2 separate regions of the Homo sapiens genome follow, and region 2 is linked to region 1. The links are chromatin loops, found by intact Hi-C in ENCODE. Cell type or tissue: chondrocyte. All regions are shown on one strand. Links, peaks and the distances in the headings refer to the core of each region. The heading gives the core; the rest is flanking DNA.

Region 1 (11,953 bases), core at 3,080-8,079:
TGCAACAACGGCAGGAAAAAACTAAGGGCATTTCCAAAACTGCAATGTTGGGTGCAAAGGAAGCAAAGTTCATGGTGACCAAAAAGCTTTAAGAGCCTGCATGGTGGCTCATACCTGTAATCCCAATACTCTGGGAGGCTGAGGCAGGAGGATGGCTTGAGCCGAGGATAAGCCTGGCCAACATAGTGAAACCCCATCTCAAAGAAAAAATTTTTTAAAAAGTAGCCAAACATGTTGAATGGCTGTAGTCCTAGCTACTTCGGAGGCTGAGGCTGAAGGATCCCTTAAGCCAGGGAGCTTTGAGGCTGCAGTAAGCTGTGATTGCACCACTGCCCGCCAGCCTGGGTGACACAGTGAGACCTTGTCTCAAAAAAAACCTTAATAATAAAATCTTAAAAGGCTTAAGAAACGGTAAAGGGTGCAATCAGTGCTTCTGGGTCTTAATTCAAACAAGAGAAGCAAAATTCTTACATAACCCCCTCTACCATAACTTCTAGGTGCAAACCACGTCCTACCCTTTAGCCTCAGGGGCTTTCTGGCAAATTCTCCCCAGAGTCAGTACAGTTTATATACCGCCTAGGAAAAGCACATTTGCAGAACAGGATGAGATTAGCACAACTTCTCCATAGCAGAGAAAATAATTTGTTATTTGATCCCATGATTCTTTTACTGCCTCCAATACTAGCTACTAAAAACAGTGTAAACATTAATATTTAGGTTTGGTGTGCATTTCTGTCTCAAACTGTAAGCCAAAAGTACTAATACTCTAATTTTCCCTTAAAATAAACATAACTTTAGAAAATAATCATTTAGCTAAGGGACCTGAAACCAATGAATGAGAAAGCCTGCACAGACAACACCTAACGTTATAAATGCAAAAATAACACCAGCAGAGAGCTACTTTAGTCACCTCACCCTTCCCCTCCCCAGCACACTCCACACCCCCAAATCCACAAACACTGAACTCATAGCTGAGTGCCTTGCTGGTAAAGGTTGCTAAGAAGCAGCTAGAGGCAGGTAACATTTTAAAGTTTTCATCTTTCCAAAAACTTTCCAGGATACAGGTAAGAAAGCTATCTAGCTTGTGTCTGAGTTTACATTCTCACAGAAAAAAATTCTTTGGCAAAAGCTCTGAATATGCTTTTTACTCCTTTAAATCCTTGGGAATGAGGCTGGGCACGGTGGCTCACACCTGTAATCCCAGCACTGTGGGAGGCTGAGGCGGACAGATCACGAGGTCAGGAGTTCGAGACCAGCCTGGCCAATATGGTGAAACCCCATCTTAGTAAAAATACAAAAATTAGCCGGGCGTGGTGGCGCGTGCCTATAGTCCCCACTACTTGGGAGGCTGAGGCAGAAGAATTGCTTGAACCCCAGAGGCGGAGGTTGCAGTGAGCCGAGATTGTGCCACTGCACTCCAGCTTGGGCAACAGAGTCTCCATCTCAAAAAAAAAAAATCCTTGAAAATGAAATATAGGAAAAAAAAAATGTACATACCCCTTTACATCCGTAAGTGTGGCTGTGTACAATGCTGGGATTCTAAGTTTTATCCAGAATTGAAACCCCAGCCCCTCATTTCTGGGGCAGGGCTATTTTATGCCCCGGGAGCTTATCTCAGATTTTACCACAGACTGCTTTAAAAAAATTTTTTTTAACCTTTATTAATTCTTCCTGGAAATCTAAGAGACAGCATTATGGGAATCTTAGCTAAGACAGACAAGGTGAGATTTAGTAAGCTCCATGTTACTTTTACAGGTCTTAAAACAATTATATAATTTCAAATTTGCCTTGCCTCAGACAGAAAAAGTTAGTACTGAAATTTTAACTGTCCTGAAAAAAAGGAGCCTTTTGTGCAGAGGGTTGGGAGGGTCACCCCCACAGTGGGAGGAGCCTGCCTTCCCCAGACCTCCGGCTCTCAGGATCAGCTAACTGCTCTGACATACATTGTGGAATGATAGACACAGCACATTCCTCCTAACATCAGCACTGCTGTACTAACACTCAGAAGACCCACACTGACTTCTACAGCAACTGGGATTCCTGCCAATGCAGTTAAGGTTCACTTTGCCTATAAATGTGACCAGCTCCCAGACCACCACCTTTTTTCTAGAATGTACGCCACCAATAACCCCTTGATCCTTTGACATAACAGAACACACATAATAGGCTGGGCTACGGCACCAGAAGGACCTAGGTTCACACAATTCCATCACTTAACAGCCTTGTGACTTGATTTCTAAAGCCTGTTTCCTTTTCTGCAAAACAGCGGGGAAATCCAAAACGGATGTTTTAAGACAGATTCCAAACTAGCCTTCAGGTTGAATCCAACATTAAAGACATGTTACATTTGGTCTATAGTGTTTAAAATTTTTTTAATGCTACATTTAAAAGTCAGGAGATCCATCAAAATAGAGATAGCCAGTTTAGAAGCAAGTCAAAGATCCACCGACTCTGGGCCCACATTTTTGCTGAGCAACAATCAGCTAGTGGCTGCTCCTTTCAAAGAGGCACATACTCTGTAGTTCAGAAGCCATTACCTTTCTTTCCTCCTCCTTTGCTCATTTATGTTACCTCTGGCCCCTATAGGGTTTGAGTTTGCAACCCATTTTAAAGACTAAGAATAAAACTAATGGTTGTGCTCAGTGAAAATGCTTATTAAGGCAGCTATTATCATTTGGTCACTAGTTAAGTTTGGTGCTGAGCCTGGAGTCTTACTACTTTATCTTCCTCCTCCACTTTTTACTTCATGGGCACTGGTTTGTGCACTACAGCGAAAGAAAAGCACATAGAACCATTCCTGTATCAAACGCCTATGGCCTAACCCAAACTGCAAACGGTTCCATGATTATTCACCACAGGCATCAGCTCTCCAACCTCTGATGTGCTGCACAGGCTGGCACAACCTCCCTCCCACACATGGGAGCCTAGACCAGGGAGTTGTTTACAAGACAAACGGTTCGGAGGGGGGAAACCAAGTTTTGTTTTGTTTTTTGAGACGAAGTCTCGCTCTGTCGTTCAGGCTGGAGTGCAGTGGCTGATCTCGGCTCACTGCAACTTCCACTTCCTGGGTTTAAGCGATTCTCCTGCCTCAGCCTCCCAAGTAGCTTCGATTATAGGCGCCCACCACCATGCCCGGCTAATTTTTGTATTTTTAGGAGAGACGGGAATTCACCTTGTTGGCCAGGCTGGTCTTGAACTTCTGACCTCAGGTGATCTGCCCGCCTGGGCCTCCCAAAGTGCTGGGATTAAAGGCGTGAGTCATGGGGCCGGGCCGTACTTTTTTATTACAAAGGTTGACTTACACACAGAGTAGTCAACTTCCAAATCCTACTTCTATAAACTGAGCAGGCACTACCAGGCCACCCAAAGTTTAAATCGCCGTGACAAAAAATTTAAAAAGCGAAACTCAGCCAGGCAAGGGGGCTCACGCCTGTAATTCCAGCCCTTTGGGAGGCCGAGGTGGGCGGATCACGAGGTCAGGAGTTCGAGACCATCCTGGCTAACATGCTGAAACCCCATCTCTACTAAAAATACAAAAATCAGCCGCGCGTGGTGGCACGAGCTTGTAATCCTAGCTACACAGGAGGCTGAGGCAGGAGAATCGCTTGAACCCGGGAGGCGGAGGCTGCAGTGAGCCAAGATCGCGAGACTGCATTCCAGCCTGGGTGACAGGGCAAGACTCCCTCTCAAAATAAATAAATAAATAAATAAATATTAAAAAATAAAAAGCCAAACTCCTACAGCAACGTGCTCTGGGAATACAGTTCAGCTCCAAGCCAGCTCAATGGGGACAAATAAAAGACCAGTGATGAGTCCCCAAAACACCGTCCCCAGGGTTTTCCGACAGCCAGCAGCCCCATTGAGCTCCACAAGCTTTTCTAACTATGCAAAAAACCAACCAGGAAAACAATCACCAACTTGAGGTTTCCAAGGTTGGGTCCTGTTTGAATTTATTTTTATTTTTTAACCCAGCATGTGTCCCTAGACTCAAAGGGAACATGAGCCTCAGGGTGCAAACTGTCCTTAGCAGACACTCTTCCCGCTAGCAAGGGACCGCACCGTCACCTGAGGGGCAGCCAAGAGGCGGGCGGTGCACCTGTGCCTTCCAGAATAGGAACCCCACCCACTTGCCCCTCTTCCCCACCAACGACACAGCCCAGTAGTTGACTCAGGTGCCAGGAGAGAGCGCGGGGAGGCTGGGCGGTAGCCAGGGAGACCAAGGGAAGCGGTTGCCAGAGAAATGCGGCGTCAGTCAGGGCCGGGGCTGCAGGCGCGGGGCGGGGGAGGAGAGACGCGGCCTCCTCCCAGGCGGGCCTGGCGGGAGGCACCCCGGCTTCTAAGAGCGAATTCGGCTCCCGACTCTCTTCCCCCAGCTGAGAGCACGGTGCAAGGGGCCAGGGCTGCAGGGAGCAAAGTGCCCCCGAAAAATAAGCGCGCGCCCACGAAAGCGCCCAAGAGCCCAGGCGTCTGCCTGGCTTTTCTCGGTCACGGGGTCAACGCGGGGCCGCTCACAGAGCCTTCTGGTCTCCCTGGGTCCTCTAGGAATGAGGCAGCAAAGCCTCGGTCGACTCGACCGCTGAGGAACCCATGACATGAAAAAGCCTCGGGGAATGACGCCGGGTGGGACACCCCAAGGTGAGGACCCCTTTGTGGGTGAGTCCCCCCACACTCAGGTGACTCCAGGCGGGCACAGGCCCGCCCAACCGCTCGTCATCACGGGGGGCGACTCGTCCAGGGCCCCAGCCGCTGCTCCGCCAAACCTGAGGCCGCCCCTGAGTCTGGGCACCTGGCCTCGTCCGGCACTGAGGAGAATGACCAGAACGCCAGGCCACATGCACCCACTCGCCAGGCTGAGGGTCCGAACAGCACAGCCCAGAGTGGGCTCGGGTCGCTCCCCGCCTACGCCACCTCCGCGGCCTGCAAGCCTAACCCTCTCCCGCCCATGACCAGGACCCACCTCAATGCCGCCAGCCCGGCGGGTCTCCCGGGCACGAAGCCCCGCCAGTCTTCCGCCCTCGCGCCACACTACCTGGCCAGCCCCGCCCCCGAGACTCCCTCTCCGGCGCCAAGCGAAGGTGTGAAGCCACGTGACCTGCCCAGGATTGGGAAGCCGCACGAGGGGCTTGAGCCCTCCACCTTAAAGGTGCCGCGACCGCCGCCGTCGTGGGGCTCTCCACAGAGCACGGGGTCTACGCCGTCAGCAGCCCCGCCCCGTCCCGCCCGGGCGCCCCCACCGCGCGCCGGGTGCTAAAGAGACCCGCAGGGGGCGTGAGCTTCCAGCGCCAGCGGCTTCGGGTCTCCCGTGCGACGGCAGTGTGAGAAAGAAACGTTCCGGGCGCCGGTGCTCCTTTATGTCCGGTCAGCTCCCGTCTGGACAGACGCTCGAGGCCGCCTGGAGGCCGCAGTGCGGCTCGGAGGCCCCACCGGCCGCCCCCGCAGGGCTGCGGCGCCTTTAAGCCCAAAGGCCCTGAGTCACGAGGAGGCTCCCTGCCCCCCTCGCCCTCCACCCCTCCACGAGGCCCCACGCCCGCGGGCACGTGACCGCGCCCCGCCCGGGACTCGCCCGCACGGGGCGGGGGATGGGGGTACCGCGGCGCCGGACCCGGCTGCGCGCGGACCGTTAGCTACTGCGGCCGGGACGCGGCCCCGCCCAGGCGAGCGGCGGGTGGCTCTTACCAGCGGGAACGCCATGGGGCCGGTGTGGCCCTGCGGGGCTGACGGGCTGACCGGCCAGCCGGCGGGCGAGAGACGCGCACGCACGTGGGCACTATTTTTGCAGCGGGCCGCGCGCAGCCCCGCACCCCGGCAGCTTATGAAGCTCCTACGAGCCGCTCCTCGGAGCCGCCCCCCGGCCGGATGCGGAGCACCTGTGTCGGCCCCGCCCGGGCCCTCGCCTCCGCCCCCTCGCGCCCCGCCCCTCCTAGCAGGCCGAGCCGAGGAGGGCTCCGCCGCCCACCCGGAACCCGGCGGGGACTGCCGCCGCTGCTAGCCACAGCTGCCCCCTGGGGGGCCAGAGACCTAAGCCTGAGCGCGCCATCACCTAAGTGACCCTTGCCGAGTCACTGTCTGCCCTGGGCCTCAGTTTCCCTCTTAACGAAAGAGGGCACGATTTACAAGCCCCTGCGAGCGGCGGCGATCGCTTCGTCAGTAGAGCCTCGTGTCCGCGCTCCTTCTCTTCCAGTGATCTCTCCAGGGCGAGAGCCTGCCCTGGCATCCTTGGTCGGAACTGTAGCCCCTGGGCTCCAGGAGGCGCACTCACTTTAGACCCTCTGCTCCGTGCGCTGCAGAGGGGGCCGCGAGAGTCAGGAAGTTCCAGAAAGTTCCAAAGACATCACTGGTCCTCTTTGGACCGGAGTTCTCCGGAGAAACCGCTTCCGGCGCTCCTGACACACTGAGATAGAAAGTTTCACAGAAATAGGGCAAGGGATAGGGCGAGGGCTCCAGGGCAGGCGTCCTAGGGCACCTGGCGCAGGGGCGGACCGGAAACCCCAGGCAAACGCAGAGTCGGAGATGGCATTCCAGGCGGAAGATCAAGCAAAGGCAGAGAGGGAGGACGGCACCGAGCGGCTCCCTCTGACCAGGACTGAGGATGATGCGACCTGATACCGCCGGAGGGAAGCCTGGGCCCGGTTTGTAAGGGGCCTTTATTCTGCAGACAGCAGGAAAACTATTAGAGAATTGTAAAAGGGGTTGGCAGTTGTCGGGTCTGTTTTAAGGTGTTGCTGGAGACATAGAAGAGGTTGGACAGAAAAGGGGGAAAACAAGGGACTGGAGTGGGGAGGAAAGGGACCAGAGTTTATTGAACATTGCTAAGTGTTTTACATGTGTCATGTTATCATGATACTATTTAATAAGCACTAACTATGCTCCGGTCCTCTCCTGGCACTTAGGAAGGATGGTGCTGCCGTCTTCCTGGGCTTGATCTAATGGCTAAGGGGAGAGGGACAGGTAACTGTCAGTTTCTGCCTGAGGTGATGGAGAAAGAGGAAGCTGATATTATAGTCTAGTGTTTCAGAAGGATTAAGGGGGGAAGGGTGGTGAGCATAAGAGTAGAAGTCCACGAGGGGGTGAGTGACAGTGGGAGTTGGCCAGTCTCCATCCACTTGGTCTACTTACAGGAGCTTCTTTGGGTTGCTGAGGTCATGGGCAGAAAGGGTGATGACTACAGGGACAAGGCAGGAGCAACTTCGCTGGGACCCCTACCTCTTGAGCCATGCTTTCTCCAGGAGTAGCCTACTTGAGTCTTGTCCTGGCCCACAAGCAGCGTAGGATGGCTGCTTCTGATAGGGTGGCACACCCAGATGCCTACAGCACAGGAGCCAAGTGAGGGTGGGCGACAGCACTGAAGGCCCAAGGCACACCCAAAAGGGCTGTTAGCTGGTGGGCACCATGTAGAAACGAGGTCCCAGCCCAGTCATCTTTCAAGAAAAGCTGGAAGTACTTTTTTAAGTGAAATCTTGAATGTGAATTTTAATGTTGGTTATTAATTCAAATGAAAAGAGCCAAGCCCAGCATGTCCAGGGGCCCCATGCAGCTCACCGGCTGCCAGTTTGTGATCCCTGACATCGTTTCCTCCTCTCTGACCCAAAAGCTGAGCAAGATAAGAACCTGAAACCCAGAATAGTGCCCAAGGGAGCGGGTGTCTGGAGGCCCTGTCATATTTCAAAACTGTCAACCATAAGAAAATGAAGGCATCTTTCAAGAGACTTGGAACAGAAACTTCTGCTGCCTAAAATCTCTCTCCCTAAACTTTCTGTTGCAGGTAATAATAATAGCTCGTCTTCACTGACCACTTACTGTGCGCGTGGGAAAGTTTTGAGTGCTTTACCTATGTTATCTCATTTTGCAGATGAGACTGAAGCTCAAAGAAGTTAAGTAACTTGCCAAAAGACTCCCAGCTAAAAGTGTGAGAGCAAAGACTCAAACCAAGGCAGTCTTCTGGTTTCAGAGCCTGAAGTCTTAACCAGGTGAGAATAAAACTTCCAGCATGCTTATGTGTGTGCTTATCTGTGAATGACCCCAGAGCTGACTGCAGATGTTGAGAGAAGAGGTAACTTTGACCAAATGCAGTCATGACCTCAGGTGTGGGCAAGTCCTTGTTCCCTACCTGGACTTGGCTAGGCCTGCAGGTCATACAGGAAGAACAGTCCCTCTGAAGGTGACCATAATCCACAGGGCAGGGTGTGGAAAGTGACAGAGGTGAATTTATTAAATGACTTGGTCAAGTCCCCACAGCTGGTCACTGGCAGAAGCAGCAGAAACAAATAGGCAGCATTATCTATTCTCCCAGTCAACAAACAGCCTTTGAGCCCAGCTATGCCTGGCACTGTCTCTGCAGTCAAGCCCCAGACTTACAATACTGATTTTAAGTCCAACTATATAATTAGCTGGACTACATTTTAAATATGTGTACTAGGGAAACAGGAGGGACCCTATAGTCTTTTATATGCTCAAGTGTTCAGTGCTTCTGCAGGAGGCAGAGAGCTAAAAGAAGAGAGAAGTTTGATGGGAGAAAATAATTTCCTGGTTGCAAAAGATAAGAAAAGGAATTCACTCAGGAACTCAAGACCACAAGGTAGACACACACAGTCTCTGCTCAAGTTTTGCCAAGCTCTGTACAGAAGAAACCATGTTCTTTGTTTTTTCAAGTTCCTTTTAAGTGGGATAAAAAAGTGGATTGGGGCCAGGCGCGGTGGCTCATGCCTGTAATCCCAGCACTTTGGGAGGCCTAGGCAGGCAGATCATGAGGTCAGGAGATCGAGACCATCCTGGCTAACATGGTGAAACCCCGTCTCTACTAAAAATACACACAAAAAATTAGCTGGGCATGGTGGTGGGCGCCTGTGGTCCCAGCTACTTGGGAGGCTGAGGCAGGAGAATGGCATGAACCCAGGAGGCGGAGCTTGCAGTGATCCGAGATCTCACCACTGCACTACATCCTGGGTGACAGAGCGAGACTCCATCTCAAAAAAAAAAAAAAAAGAAAGAGTGGATTGGCCCCACCTTTCATCGTACACAAAAGTAAGTTAAAAATACAATTCTGAAAAGCTTTACTTAGAATTTTTTCAGAAGAAAATATAGGAGAATTTTTTTTTACCTCAGCCCGTGGATGAATTTTGTAAACTTGGAAAAATAAGATTGGAACAATAAGCACAGGATATAAAGGAAGACAATACATTTGACCACACTGGAATTAAAAACTTTGGTTTACTAAAAGAGTTTGTTTGTTTGTTTTGAGGTGGAGTCTTGCTCTGTCGCCCAGGCTGGAGTGCAGTGGCACGATCTCGGCTCACTGCAATCTCAGCCTCCCGGGTTCAAGCAATTCTTCTGCCTCAGCCTCCAGAGTAGCTGGGATTACAGACACCTGCCACCGCACCCGGCTAATTTTTGTATTTTTAGTGGAGACGGGGTTTCACCATGTTGCCCAGGCTGGTCTCGAACTCCTGACCTCGTGATCCGCCCGCCTCGGCCTCCCAAAGTGTTGGGATTAGGCGTGAGCCACCGCCCAGCTAAAGATATTGTTTAAAGCTTGAAAAGACAAGCCATAGACTGGAAGAAGGTATCTCCAATCCATGTATTTACAAAGAACTAGTTTCCAGACTATGTAAGAAGTTCTGTAATCAATGAGGAAAAAACACAACTCCACAGAAAAATGGGCAAAAGATGAGAATGGGCAGTTGACACAAGTGAAAATCCAAATGGCCAAGAAACATCAGTAGATGCCCACCCTCATCAGTAACCAGGGAAATGCAAATGAAACCACAATCAGATGCCGTGCCACACTTTTCAAATGGAAAAAAATGATCAACTTTCACTGTCCCAGTAGCAGGATCACTGCTAGTGAGGGCGTAAACTGATTCAGCTACTTTGGTGTGTGCTTTTATGTTTCATATCTTTTAATGGAGAGAAGGCAATGCATAGAGTGCACAAATCTTTTTTATTTATTTATTTATTTATTTATTTATTTTGAGATGGAGTCTCGCTCTGTCGCCCAGGCTGGAGTGCAGTGGCGAGATCTCGGCTCATTGAAAGCTCTGCCTCCTGGGTTCATGCCATTCTCCTGCCTCAGCCTCCTGAGTAGCTGGGACTACAGGCGCCCGCCACCACGCCCGGCTAATTTTTTGTATTTTTAGTAGAGACGGGGTTTCACCCTGTTAGCCAGGATGGTCTGGATCTCTTGACCTTGTGATCCACCTGTCTTGGCCTCCCAAAGTGCTGGGATTACAGGCGTGAGCCACCACGCCCGGCCACAGTACACAAATCTTAAGTGTATACCGAGGTAACCACCACCCGCATGGAGGCATAGAATCTCTCCAGAACCCCCACTGGGTTCCTTCCTGCCCCTTCCCACTTTATACCTCCCTCCTCAAGGTACCGTTACCTTACTGCTTTTCATTACAGATTCATTTAACCTGTTCTAGACTTCATATAATTTTTGGTTTCTTTCATTCAACATACCTGTTAGATCCATCCATGTTGTTGGCATGTAGGAGTAGTTTGTTCCTTTGTATTGCTAAGTAGTATTCCATTGTGTAGATACACCATAATTTATTTCTGCATTCTCCTATTGATTGGAATTTGAATTCTTTCCACTTCGGGGACTATTATGAATAAAGCTGCTAGAAATATTATTGATGTGAAGTATAGCAACTCTGGTGAGCAATTTGGATTCTCTAGTTAACTTGAAAAAGTGTATACTCTATGACCCAGCAATTCCATTCCTAGGAAAATATGTTAGAGAAACTTTCATACGTGTTAAGAAACATGAGTAAAAATGTCTGTAGCTGTTTTGTTAATAGTTACAAAAACAAAACAAAATAAAATAATCTTAAATGCCCACCAACAGGAGAGTGGATCAATAAATTATGGTATAGTCATACAATGGAATTCTATATATAAGTAAAAGTAAATGAAATACAGCAGATCACATCAACATGACTTACAAACAATATTGAGTGAAAAAGCAGGATGTAGGAGAAAACATACTCTCAGATGCCATTTATATAAAATTTGAAAACGTGTAGTACGCACCACCATCACAAAGTATGGTACTATATATTGTTTAGGAACACGTCTATCTATAGTAAAAGTACAAAAAAAAGGATGTTATTGATAAACAGAAAATTCAGAATGATTTGCTTCAGGTGGGAAAGGAAGCAGTCATGAAATGAGGGGTGTGGGGGACATTGGATTGATGAGCACTGAACTGATGAGTGCTTCAGTTCTCAAGTTGGATGATTAGTATACAGGTGGTTATGATAGTCTCTAAACTTGAAATACATAATAATATTTTAAAGAGACAGAGATGGGGATAATTAAGGGCCGTGATGTGCTGGTAAATGTTTGACAATTGGCTGGGGGAGGGAAGTGATTTGTAGCATTTGTCTCTTTCCATGGCATAAAAACTCCCACCACGGCTGATTTCAAATTGTCAGTGTGACATCATCTGGCTCACAAAATTCCTGAATGTGTAATAACAGTCAGCCCTCATGAGCCAGGAGAAGCCAACTCAGGCACACCACTCAGACACTGAATGTGGGAGCAGAGTGCTCTGAAGGCCAGACTCAGGGATCCAGGCTCCCTGAGGGCTTTCCCAACAACCTAGGAGATGGGTGGAAGGCTGGATTGTATTATTTATTTATTGCTATTAAGTTACCCCTAAAGCTAAGCAGCTTAAAACAACAAATATTTATTATCTTGCACAATTTCTGGGAGTCAGGAATCAGAGAATGGCTTAGCTGGCTGGTTCTGGCTCAGAATCTCTCATGAGTTTGTAGTCATGATGTCAGCCAGAACTGCAGTCACTTGAAGCTCTGCCTTGGGCTGGAAGATCAGCTTCCAAGCTCACTCAAGTGGGTGCCGGCAAAAGCCTCAGTTCCTTGTCACATGGACCTCTCCATATTGCTGCTCAAGACATGGTAGCTGGCTTGAGAGGGAGGAAGAGAACAACCAA
Region 2 (11,953 bases), core at 4,286-9,285, 350 kb after region 1:
ATGTTAATTACTGAACACATCAGATTAATGTCCTTTTGAGAACAGGATGCTGGGGACTTTTAGAGTTTTTTGTTTGTGTTTTGTTTTTGAGTGCTAGGTGGACTTGGGGTTATACAGAATGTAATAAACTTGAGTCACTGCTCTGAGAATAGTTTTGGGGTTCTTGAAACCACATAGGAAAAAGACATCTGGGGAGATTTCTAGCATGGTTTTTGTTTCCAAAGCCACTTTCCTTATAATGCTCAACAGACAAATAGGTAATTATCCCTTGTATTTTATTCACCTAAAGAAAAATGTAGGACTTTATAATAGAATTAAGGGTAATAAAATGTCAGCTTTAAGTTTAGAATGTTAAAATTGAAGGAAATAATCATTTACCCTGAATCAGGTTATTGACAGCACTAATTTTGAACTCTCATAAAAGAACTCTACTTGTTTCCTAAATATAATGTTTTTTAAAAATTTTATTTATTTTAAACAAGTTCAAGCCAAACCGAAATACAATTTTTTATACCTTAAAAATTTCCCTAGACTTCCTATTTCATTTGATTCATTCAATCCAAACACAGATCTGGCTGTGTATGGAAAACTATGCCGTAGACTGTTGACTTCTTCTAATTAGCACAATAATCTACAGTGAAAAGGATTTTTTTTAAATTAGGCAATATAGGAAATAAATACTCCCAGTTTAAGGTGGCCTCTATTATTATTGGACTTTAGTTAGCTGGAAATGTTAGTTGTGAAAGTACTTACTTTGTAATGTCAGACAAATTAGATATTATATGTAAACTATTCACTGAAATGCCTATTTGAATTTTTCTTTCAGTATCTTGCATTTTAACCAGAGACACATATTTAATATATATAAATGAGGATTTTGAAATATTAAATAAGGCTTTGGTTAATTCTGTGTGAAAAATTATATAAGGTACTCAAAGAATCTTCGTTCTGTTTATTTATGAACACAGAAAGATATGCTTTTAAAACTCTCAAATTTTAAAATTGATTTAAGCCCAGTAGCAGAAAATACTCTTGACATTGGCAGAAGTGAATATTGTTAATATTTAGATTAATCATTCAGGATTCAGATATATCCAGATATGACATAATATCTAAACAAAGATTTCTCCTGACATCTGCTGTATTAAATTATTATAGAATGAAATAAACAACTAGATTCAAGTAGTAGATTACAACACTGGAGCCCACAGCAGCCTTGAGAGCAGATTATCTCCTCTTTTCTAGAAGTCTGGTTGATTACTGCTGGCACCAGCTTTTGAGGAAAATAAGGATGGAAGTAGAGATCCCTTGACTTGTGCACATTCTGGGAGAGAGAGTGGCCCTGGGCCAGGCTGGCTGCATGGGTCCCAATCAGTGGGGCTGCACTCCATCATGGTGTGCCCAGGATGAGGAATAAGTGACACTTCAGCTGTCGTGACACTGCTGAGGCCTCTGGGTGCCAGAGAAACATCTTGCTTCTGAGGAATTCAATTATCAGTGCTGTCAGATTAGAAAAGTGGAGATGAGCTGTGGATAATACCCCTCAGATTTAAACATTTGCAGGATGAAACAGGAGGAGCAGGTTAACGAAGAAGACAAGTCTTCAGTCAGAACAGCTGGCCAGGCACGGTGGCTCACGCCTGTAATCCCATCACTTTGGGAGGCCAAGGTGGAAGGATCACCTGAGGTCAGGAGTTCCAGACCAGCCTGGCCAACATGGCAAAACCCCATCTCTACTAAAAATACAAAAATTAGCTGGGTGTGGTGGTACATGACTGTAATCCCAGCTACTCCGGAGGCTGAGGCAGGAGAATCGCTTGAACCCAGGAGGCGGAGGTTGCAGTGAGCCAAGATTGCACCACTGCACTCCAGCCTGGGTGACCGAGCGAGACTCCGTCTCAAAAACAAACAGGCAACAAAAACAGCTAATATGTGATTCGACTGCCCCATTGCAGGATTAAGAGAGAGCATAAAGCATGCAGCACTAAGCTAGGCACATAATGGCTACCCAGTCAGTCAGGTTCGTATATAAGAGTGAGTTATCTGTGGGCTGCTTAGGTGCAAGAAGGACAAGTCGCATAATTTTCACCAGTGTCTTCATGGGCTGATGGGCTGATTTCAGTTGTTTTCACTCCTCTCCCTAAAGGGCACAGACAGCCCCATGTATGGGCTAATTCAGTTGGTGTTTTCACTCCTTTCCCTCAGGGACACGAGAGCCCTATGTATTAATTACCAGTTAGATTTTCTCTGGGTTTCAGTGACTCCTCCTGAGACAGCTTCAGGGGATGATGTGATGATGATCTCATGGTTTTTTTCCACTGCTCGTGCCTTTAACTCCCTAAAGAATCTCCAGTCTCTTTGTCTGAATTAGGTAAATAAAGCTGTTCTAATTGCTAATGGCTAGAGCTTTGTTGTTTGTGTGTGTATTTTTCTCATTTTAAAATTTCCTCAACTTGTGTGTTTACAAAATAATAAAGCTGGCGCGGTGGCTCACGCCTGTAATCCCAGTACTTTGGGAGGCCGAGGCAGGCGGATCACGAGGTCAGGAGATCGAGACCATTCTGGCTAACACGGTGAAACCCCGTCTCTACTAAAAATACAAAAAGAAATTAGCCGGGCGTGGTGGCGGGCACCTGCAGTCCCAGCTACTCAGGAGGCTGAGGCAGGAGAATGGCGTGAACCCAGGACGCAGAACTTGCAGTAGGCCGAGACTGCGACACTGCACTCCAGCCTGGGTGACAGAGTGAGACTCCGTCTCAAAATAAAATTAAAATAAAATAAAATAATAAAATAAAATAAAAAATATAAAAAGTGAAACAATACAAAAATGAATAATTTTGGCTGGATGCAGTGGTTCACGCCTGTAATCCCAGTAATTTGGGAGGCCAAGGCGGATGGATCGCCTGAGGTCAGGAGTCTGAGACCAGCCTGGCCAACATGGTGAAACCCCGTCTCTACTAAAAATACAACAACAAGAAAAAAATTTAGCCAGGCATGGTGGCTCAGGCCTGTAATCCCAGCTACTTGGAAGGCTGAGGCAGGAGAATCGCTTGAACCTGGGAGGCGGAGGTTGCAGTGAGCCAAGATTGAACCACTGCACTCCAGCCTAGGCAACAAGAGCGAAACTTCGTCTCAAATAATAATAATAATAATAATAATTATTATTATTATTTTTAACTGACTTCTATAGCTGTTATTTTCCTGTCTTTATTCACTGTTCTCTATCTTGCCTTCTAAATTTCATACCGTTTTCAGCCTCTTCTCTGTTGCACTGTTTCCAACATGGTCTTTATTTCTATTATGCTTTTGTTTTTCATTTTTATTTATTTATTTTTATTTTTTTTTAATTTATTTTTTTATTGATAATTCTTGGGTGTTTCTCACAGAGGGGGATTTGGCAGGGAAGGTCAGCAGATAAACAAGTGAACAAAGGTCTCTGGTTTTCCTAGGCAGAGGACCCTGCGGCCTTCCGCAGTGTTTGTGTCCCTGATTACTTGAGATTAGGGAGTGGTGATGACTCTTAACGAGCATGCTGCCTTCAAGCATCTGTTTAACAAAGCACATCTTGCACCGCCCTTAATCCATTTAACCCTGAGTGGACACAGCGCATGTTTCAGAGAGCACAGGGTTGGGGGCAAGGTCACAGATCAACAGGATCCCAAGGCAGAGGAATTTTTCTTAGTGCAGAACAAAATGAAAAGTCTCCCATGTCTACTTCTTTCCACACAGACACAGCAACCATCCGATCTCTCAATCTTTTCCCCACCTTTCCCGCCTTTCTATTCCACAAAGCCGCCATTGTCATCCTGGCCCGTTCTCAATGAGCTGTTGGGCACACCTCCCAGACGGGGTGGTGGCCGGGCAGAGGGGCTCCTCACTTCCCAGTAGGGGCGGCCGGGCAGAGGCGCCCCTCACCTCCCAGACGGGGCGGCTGGCAGGGCAGGGGGGCTGACCCCCCCCCACCTCCCTCCCGGACGGGGCGGCTGGCCGGGCAGAGGGGCTCCTCACTTCCCAGTAGGGGCGGCCGGGCAGAGGCGCCCCTCACCTCCCAGACGGGGCGGCTGGCCGGGCGGAGGGCTGACCCCCCCACCTCCCTCCCGGACGGGGCGGCTGGCCAGGCGGGGGGCTGACCCCCCCACCTCCCTCCCGGACGGGGCGGCTGACCCCCCATCTCCCTCCCGGACGGGGTGGCTGGCCGGGCTGAGGGGCTCCTCACTTCCCAGTAGGGGCGGCCGGGCAGAGGCGCCCCTCACCTCCCGGACGGGGCGGCTGGCCGGGCGGGGGGCTGACCCCCCACCTCCCTCCCGGACGGCACGGCTGGCCAGGCGGGGGGCTGACCCCCCCACCTCCCTCCCGGATGGGGTGGCTGGCCGGGCGGGGGACTGACCCCCCCCCACCTCCCTCCCGGACGGGGTGGCTGCCGGGCGGAGACGCTCCTCACTTCCCAGATGGGGTGGCTGCCGGGCGGAGAGGCTCCTCACTTCTCAGATGGGGCAGCTGCCGGGCGGAGGGGCTCCTCACTTCTCAGACGGGGTGGTTGCCAGGCAGAGGGTCTCCTCACTTCTCAGACGGGGCGGCCGGGCAGAGACGCTCCTCACCTCCCAGACGGGGTCTCGGCCGGGCAGAGGCGCTCCTCACATCCCAGATGGGGCGGCGGGGCAGAGGCGCTCCCCACATCTCAGATGATGGGCGGCCGGGCAGAGACGCTCCTCACTTCCTAGATGTGATGGCGGCTGGGAAGAGGCGCTCCTCACTTCCTAGATGGGATGGCGGCCGGGCGGAGACGCTCCTCACTTTCCAGACTGGGCAGCCAGGCAGAGGGGCTCCTCACATCCCAGACGATGGGCGGCCAGGCAGAGACACTCCTCACTTCCCAGACGGGGTGGCGGCCGGGCAGAGGCTGCAATCTCGGCACTTTGGGAGGCCAAGGCAGGCGGCTGGGAGGTGTAGGTTGTAGTGAGCCGAGATCACGCCACTGCACTCCAGCCTGGGCACCATTGAGCACTGAGTGAACGAGACTCCGTCTGCAATCCCGGCACCTCGGGAGGCCGAGGTTGGCGGATCACTCGTGGTTAGGGGCTGGAGACCGGCCCGGCCAACACAGCGAAACCCCGTCTCCACCAAAACCAGTCAGGCGTGGCGGCGCGCGCCTGCAATCACAGGCACTGGGCAGGCTGAGGCAGGAGAATCAGGCAGGGAGGTTGCAGTGAGCCGAGATGGCAGCAGTACAGTCCAGCTTTGGCTTGGCATCAGAGGGAGACCGTGGGGAGAGGGAGAGGGTGAGGGAGAGGGGGAGGGGGAGGGGGAGGGGGCTCATTTTTATTTATTTGAGACAGCGTCTTGCCCTCTCACCCAAGCTGGAGTGCAGTGGCGCAATCATGGCTCACTACGTCGAACTCCTGAGCTCAAGTGATCCTCCTGCCTCAGCCTCGCAAGTAGCTGAGACTACAGGCACACACCACCATGCCTAGTTAATTTTTTTAATTTTTTTTGGAGAAATGGGGTCTTACCACGTCGCCCAAGCTGGTCTCAAACTCCTGGCCACAAACTATCCTCCTACCTCAGCTTCCCAAAGTGCTGGGATTACAAGCGTGAGCCAACATGGCCAGCCTTACCTTTTACTTTTAAATTATGTTAGCCACATTTCAAGTGCTCAATAGCCACATGTGGTGTGAGCAGCTATCACGTGTACATGCCACCCAGTACGGCTGTAGAAGAGAACTAAAGGCTAGCTAGCATTTCTGTTGACTTGACTCACTCCCTTATTGTCCACAGTGCCCCAATCCCCCTAGGCATCTCTGGGGAAACCTAAGGCTTTGAAACAGTTTGAACGTCACTGCGATAGTAAAAACACATCACAGATTAGTTTTCTGTAGAAATGACCAGGGAGTACGTAACTTGTGGCTGCAAAGTTTGGGGATTCTTCCCTCCCCAAACTCTATCTAGGGGACCGATGGACCCTGAGGCAGACAGGATTATAAAATGCAAAAACCCTTAATAACTAAATTATGAGGATTGTCTGAGGAATGCCTATGTGGGTAGAAATAGGTGGTCTTCCTGCAACCTAGAAAAAGGGAGTTCCTGTACTATGAAGGATCATTATCTCCAGTGTTGTCCCAAAAGACCTTCTGTGGCTGGCTGATACCATAGGTCCATCCCTGCAGCAGAAATGGGAGCTATAGATGGTCATAGCTCCCTTACCCTGGCCCCTAATTTCCCTGGCTCTGATTCCAGGCTCTCCAAGCAGCCTTCAAATGATGATTCTCTTAAAGAGATTTCCCAAAGGGACAGAATGTTCTCACTAGCAGATCCCACTATACAGTCTATTTGGCAGTTGTGTTCTTCACTCAAGTTAATAAGCTGGCATCTTGATAAGAAATTAGCTCCTTGCCAATTGCCCAGCCTAGATCCATTTTCAGAAACACTGGCTACGTGGATTTCTGAAACCTGCAGAGTTAAGGAAGGAACTCAAGACCATGCTGACTCCACCATGGCAATGGGCTGAGACTCTCACGAACCCAGCTGGCCCCAAGTTAACAACACTCCGACCTGAGCTAAATTTAAGATACAAGGGGACTAAGCTTAAGGAATGGCTCTGAGAAAACGAGAAGGATCACAGCATGTGAGCCCGTAGTCAGGCACTGCAGACTACCTAATAGTGCTGTTCACTACAAAAGGAAACGAGTTTCAGTTTGTGTGGCTTTTTGCTGTTGTGTTATGGTGCCACCTCTTGGATGTAAATTGAAATTCTAAGTTTTTAGTCACTAGTTACATGCATTAAAACAATTTGAATTTGGGGCCATGTGGGTTCTAAAATTTATACTCTGCATTACAGCTAAAGAACTATGTAACCAAATCCCTGGAATCTAGGAGGGGGATGCTGACAGCCCACAGCCCAGAGAGCTGCCTCCTAAAGTTTGAGCATTTAGGTATTTGGAACTTTATTTTTCAAGATGGAATCTCTGTCGCCCAGGCTGGAATGCAGTGGCATGATCTTGGCTCACTGCAACCTCTGCCTCCTGGGTTCAAGCAATTCTCAGGCCTCAGCCTCCCAAGTAGCTGGGACTACAGGCATGCATTGCCATGCCCAGCGAATATTTGTATTTGTAGTAGAAACAGGGTTTCGCCATATTGGTCAGGCTGGTCTTAAACTCCTGACTTCAAGTGATCCACCCGCCTCAGCCTCCCAAAGTGCTGGGATTACAGGCATAAGCCACTGCACTGGCCTAGGTGTGCACTGCAAAGGTTCCACCTTCATCCTCTGGTTATTGCTGTCCCTCCCCTAACCGAGAGGAAAGTGTGGAATGGCTCACAGAAATCAGAAGTCTGAAATCTCTGCTCCTGCCTCCAGGGCATAATGAGCCAGGCTGTTCTTTCCCAGGATCTGTCGAAGTACAGCATAGGCAAACCACCTAGCAGTGTCTGTCAAGTAAGCAACCAAGTTAATAAGTGATTAATACATCATGTTTGCACAAGTAATTATCATTTATTAAGGTGCGGGTGATAGATGACAGATGCAGTGCTAGAACATCATATGTCGGCATAGTTGGATAAATATTTTTCAAACCTTATTCATAGGCTGCTTCAAATCCAGGATTCTCAGGACAGCACAGGACAAGAAAGACAGTGTAATCAAGTCACTATAGACTGCCTAGCCAGTACTCACTTGAAATTAATGGGAGTGAGCAAAGCTAGAACCATGTCATTAGACAAATGTTACGGAGGCTGAATATTTTGTGTCTTGGGCACTAGGTCACTGGGTCTACTTCAGTATTTACAGGGGAATACCAGGGCCCAGATGATGAAAAGTACATTAACTGAGCTTCTACAGCAGGTCAAGGTGCCCAAGCCTTAGCTGTGATCTCTTAACAGTAGGAATAGTCCTGTGTGAGACAATTAAGTTGTGAGGCTGCTGTAGACTATCTTGTTTGCAGTGGGGAAAAGGGAATCGTGTTCTGGGAATACAGCCCCTGGGCCAGTTCCTACCTCCAACAGTAGTTTGTTTTGTTTTGTTTGTTTCTGTTTTTTTGTTGTTGTTATTGAGACAGAGCCTTGCTCTGTCACCCAGGCTGGAGTGCAGTGGTGTGATCCCGGCTCACTGCAGCTTCTGATTCCCGGGTTCAAGCAATTCTCCTGCTTCAGCCTCCCAAGTAGCTGAGATTACAGTCATGTACCACCACGCCCAGCTAATTTTTGTAATTTTTAGTAGAGGTGGGGTTTCACCATGGTGGCCAGGCTGGTCTTGAACTCCTGACCTCAGGTGATCCACCCACCTTGGCCTCCCAAAGTGCTGGGATTACAGGTGTGAGCCACCATGCCCGGCCCCAAAGTAGTTTTTGATGACAGAGTGTCCCCATATCTTCTTTGTTACAAGATACTGCTACGTTTCTCAAAGAAAAAAACTCACTAGGCAAAATGTTCCCACGTTTAAAATATCACCGTTTAAAATGAAGTAAATAGGTTATCGTAGTAGAAACTGGTGGTTCCTCTCCAGCATCCATTCCTCTCTTTGTAACTTTTCCCAATTTTATTCAGGTATCCAACTCTCTCTACTTCTTTGCTTCTGAGTATGCTGACCCCATTTCCACCTCTAGGATGGGCCTTAATTGGCCTGAAACAATTAGGGTAATTCTTTCTTCTATAGTTACTGCTTTAGGGAACTTGTGTTATAGAATGGCATTCCCTGATCACAGGGGCTGGCTTAGAAATTTCATGTGACTTGATTTGGGCTGATACAAGGGAAGGCTGACTGAAAGCTTCTGGAAAATACCAGAGCTCCTAGGAGTGGCCTTTTCTCCTACTGCAGGGGTTGATACGTGAATATGAAACCTGGTTGGCCTTTTGTCTACATGAAACAAGTGGGCCTGAGGATGAAACTGGCACTGCAGAAGATTCAGGGGAAGGAAAGAAAGCTGATTTTTTTTTTTCTTGAGACGGAGTCTGCCTCTGCAGCCCACGCTGGAGCGCAGTTCGCAGTTGTGCGATCTTGGCTCACTGCAACCTCTGCCTCCAGGGTCCCGGTTCACAAGCAATTCTCCTGCCTCAGCCTCCCGAGTAGCTGGGATTACAAGCATCTGCCACTATGCCCAGGTAACTTTTGTATTTTTAGTAGAGACGGGGTTTCACCATGTTGGCCAGGGTGATCTTGAACTCCTGACCTCGTGATCTGCCTGCCTCGGCCTCCCAAAGCGCTGGAATTACAGGCGTAAGCCAACACGCCTGACCAAAAGTTGATCCTTTTTTTTTTTTTTTTTTTTTGAGATGGAGTTTCGCTCCTTTTGCCCAGGCTAGAGTGCAATGGCACGATCTCAGCTCACCGCAACCTCCAACTCCCGGGTTCAAGCGATTCTCCTACCTCAGCCTCCCGAGTAGCTGCAATTACAGGCATGTGCCACCACGCCCAGCTAATTTTTTGTATTTTTAGTAGAGATGGGGTTTCTCCATGTTGGTCAGGCTGGTCTCGAATTCCCGACCTCAGGTGATCCACCTGCCTTGGCCTCCCAAAGTGCTGGGATTACAGGTGTGAGCTACCATGCCCGGCCAGGAAAGTTGATCTTTTATGATATCATTTTATGACATTCTAACAGTGATCCATGTAAAATCCACAAGTAAAACGGCTTTACAGCACACATGGCAATGGTCTTGAGAAAGAGTGGGAAAAGCTCTTAAGACCATGTAAAACAGAAGCACATTTGCAGGCAGTATATGGCACAGTTTAGAAGACAAAGCAGCTGGGCTTAAACCAAGCTCTGCCATTAATGTGCACTGTGATCTCACATAAGCCACCTTTTCTTGCCCTTGATACCTATTTGGTACAAGTTAAGAGTTGTACTAGACGAGTAGCTTCTCTTTCACTGTCTGGGATTTTTTCTTTCTTTTTGAGACGGAGTCTCACTCTTGTCGCCGAGGCTGGAGTGCAGTGGCACCGTGTGGGCTCACTGCAACTTCCGTCTCCTGGGTTCAAGCAATTCTCCTGCCTCAGCCTCCCGAGTAGCTGAGATTACAGGCACCCACCACCATGCCTGGCTAGTTTTTATATTTTTAGTAGAGATGGGGTTTTACTATGTTGGCCGGGCTGGTCTCAAACTCCTAACCTCAGGTGATCCACCCGCCTCGACCTCCCAAAGTGCTGGGATTACAGGCATGAGCCACCACACCCGGCCTGGACTTCTTATATATGAGGTCTTATATATAATCTTACATATAAATATATATATCTATGTATAAAATCTATCTATGTATATCTATCTATCTATAAAGAAAGAGACAGAGACAGATACAGGGTCTCACTTCGTTGCCCAGGCTGGTCTCAAACTCCTGGGCTCAAGTGTTCCTCCTGCCTCAACCTTCCAAAGCGCTGGGATTACAGGCGTGAGCCACCAAGCCCAGCTACCATCAGCAATTTTTATTATTGTTCTTCCTTGTGGATTTTGTTTTTAATGATTTGGTCCATCAATACATCTTTCTCATGTACTTGCTGGACAAAGCGCACAACTGCAGATCAGCTCTCCTGATCAGCAAAGGAAATTAATTTTATTTTCTTTAATAAATTACTATAACTTGACCTGAAGATGTAAAAATATATTATTAGCTTTTGAAACTTTAATATAGATGTAATTTCTGACAAGCTTTTACAAATACTGAAAATAGCTTCCAAGTCCTCTTTCTTCTTTTAAGGATCTTTGGAGATTCATAAAAACTACTGAATTTGCTGATTATTTAAGTTATTAGAGGAAGATGAAAATTCAGTGACTTCTCAAAAATTATAATTCACATTTAATTACAAGTCATGATTTTTCTTTACTTTTTCAACAAAATGGTAAATATAGTCTTTAAAAGATGTAAAAAAAAAATTTTTTTTACATTTAAATAAGCATTTAAAAATCTAAGGTAAGACTACAAAGCAGCATAACAGGTTTTCTGTCACTTGTAAACTGGATTAGAAGGCAATCCCCAGAATTCCAGAACCGTTGTGGAGATATGATTTTTAATTTACAATCTAGAAAAACTGCATTCAACAAGTAGTCCAAGGATTTGGGTTCTAGTTGCCAGCTTGCATGGTACAATCTTGAGTAAGTCTCTCAACTTCTGGATATAGGAAATCAAAGGCCCCCCAACAGAATGAAAGGTGTTAAATCAGGTCATCTTGAATATTCTTCCCAGCTCTGTTATTTTACAACGCCATGAAATCAGAGTAACATGTTCCAGGCTGTTTGGGGTTTGGGATTTTAGAACCTGATGCAATGTATAGCACTTTTTAAATTTCTACTTTTTGGAGTCTTATTCGAATATATACATATATATATGTCCCCCATGTTCTTCTGTGCATGTAGTATATTTTTCTATTTAACAGCCTCTTCACCATTAGCAATAAAAAAGTTTCTCAAGGATGTATTTTTTATTTCTTTTTTTTCGGGGGGAGAGAGTTTCACTCTTGTTGCCCAGGCTGGAGTGCAACGGCGCGATCTCGGCTTACTGCAACCTCCGCCCCCCAGGTTCAAGTGATTCTCCTGCCTCAGCCTCCTGAGTAACTGGGATTACAGGCATGCGCCATCACATCTGGCTAATTTTGTATTTTTCGTAGAGATGGGGTTTCACCATGTTGGTCAGGCTGGTCTCGAACTCCTGACCTCAGGTGATCCGCCCACCACGGCCTCCCAAAGTGCTGGGATTACAGGCATGAGCCACTGCGCCCGGCCTCATTTCTTGCTTTTATGTTTTTTTGGCTTCCTTTTTTAATTTCTCCAAGATCTCTTCTGGAGTTGTAGAAGCCAAAAGCTTCACCACCTTTTCACGAGATTTACCACCCTGGACCAAAAGAGAAAAAGCATACTTTACTGTTTAGCACATTCTAATGCTATTAGAGATAGCAGACCTCCGTTGTATAATGGGCTCTCCTGATGGCTTTCTCTTGGTTACTTCTGGTCTAACCAAAGACTATCTCTTAGATTCT

Evidence for each region. A loop is a pair of places that touch in the nucleus more often than their neighbours do. Peaks named below come from ENCODE experiments on the same cell type or tissue, not always from the same donor. Only the 100,000 strongest peaks of a DNase experiment are listed, where the experiment ranks them.
Region 2: it touches region 1 in a loop (4-fold over the local background); 3 of 110 quality-filtered maps call a loop at or near these places.

What each region holds. Positions count from the first base shown.
Region 1 is chr15:82,642,180-82,654,132 of GRCh38, forward strand. CPEB1 (cytoplasmic polyadenylation element binding protein 1) reads right to left here and starts at 5,184. Exons shown (of 13, transcript NM_001365242.1): 1 at 4,958-5,184. It overlaps CPEB1-AS1 (CPEB1 antisense RNA 1), which reads left to right and starts at 5,591. Exons shown (of 4, transcript NR_046096.1): 1 at 5,591-6,629; 2 at 7,592-7,762; 3 at 7,850-7,967. RefSeq lists a silencer at 5,404-5,973. In chondrocyte, for the core only: CTCF peaks have their summits at 5,239 and 5,439; no DNase peak of the experiment used is centred there.
Region 2 is chr15:82,993,885-83,005,837 of GRCh38, forward strand. C15orf40 (chromosome 15 open reading frame 40) reads right to left here. Exons shown (of 4, transcript NM_144597.3): 4 at 933-11,808. The coding sequence ends at 11,713. Among named protein-coding and RNA genes, the nearest start is that of C15orf40, 12 kb to the right of the region's middle. RefSeq lists a silencer at 6,533-6,827. In chondrocyte, for the core only: CTCF peaks have their summits at 6,705 (motif pointing left) and 6,919; no DNase peak of the experiment used is centred there.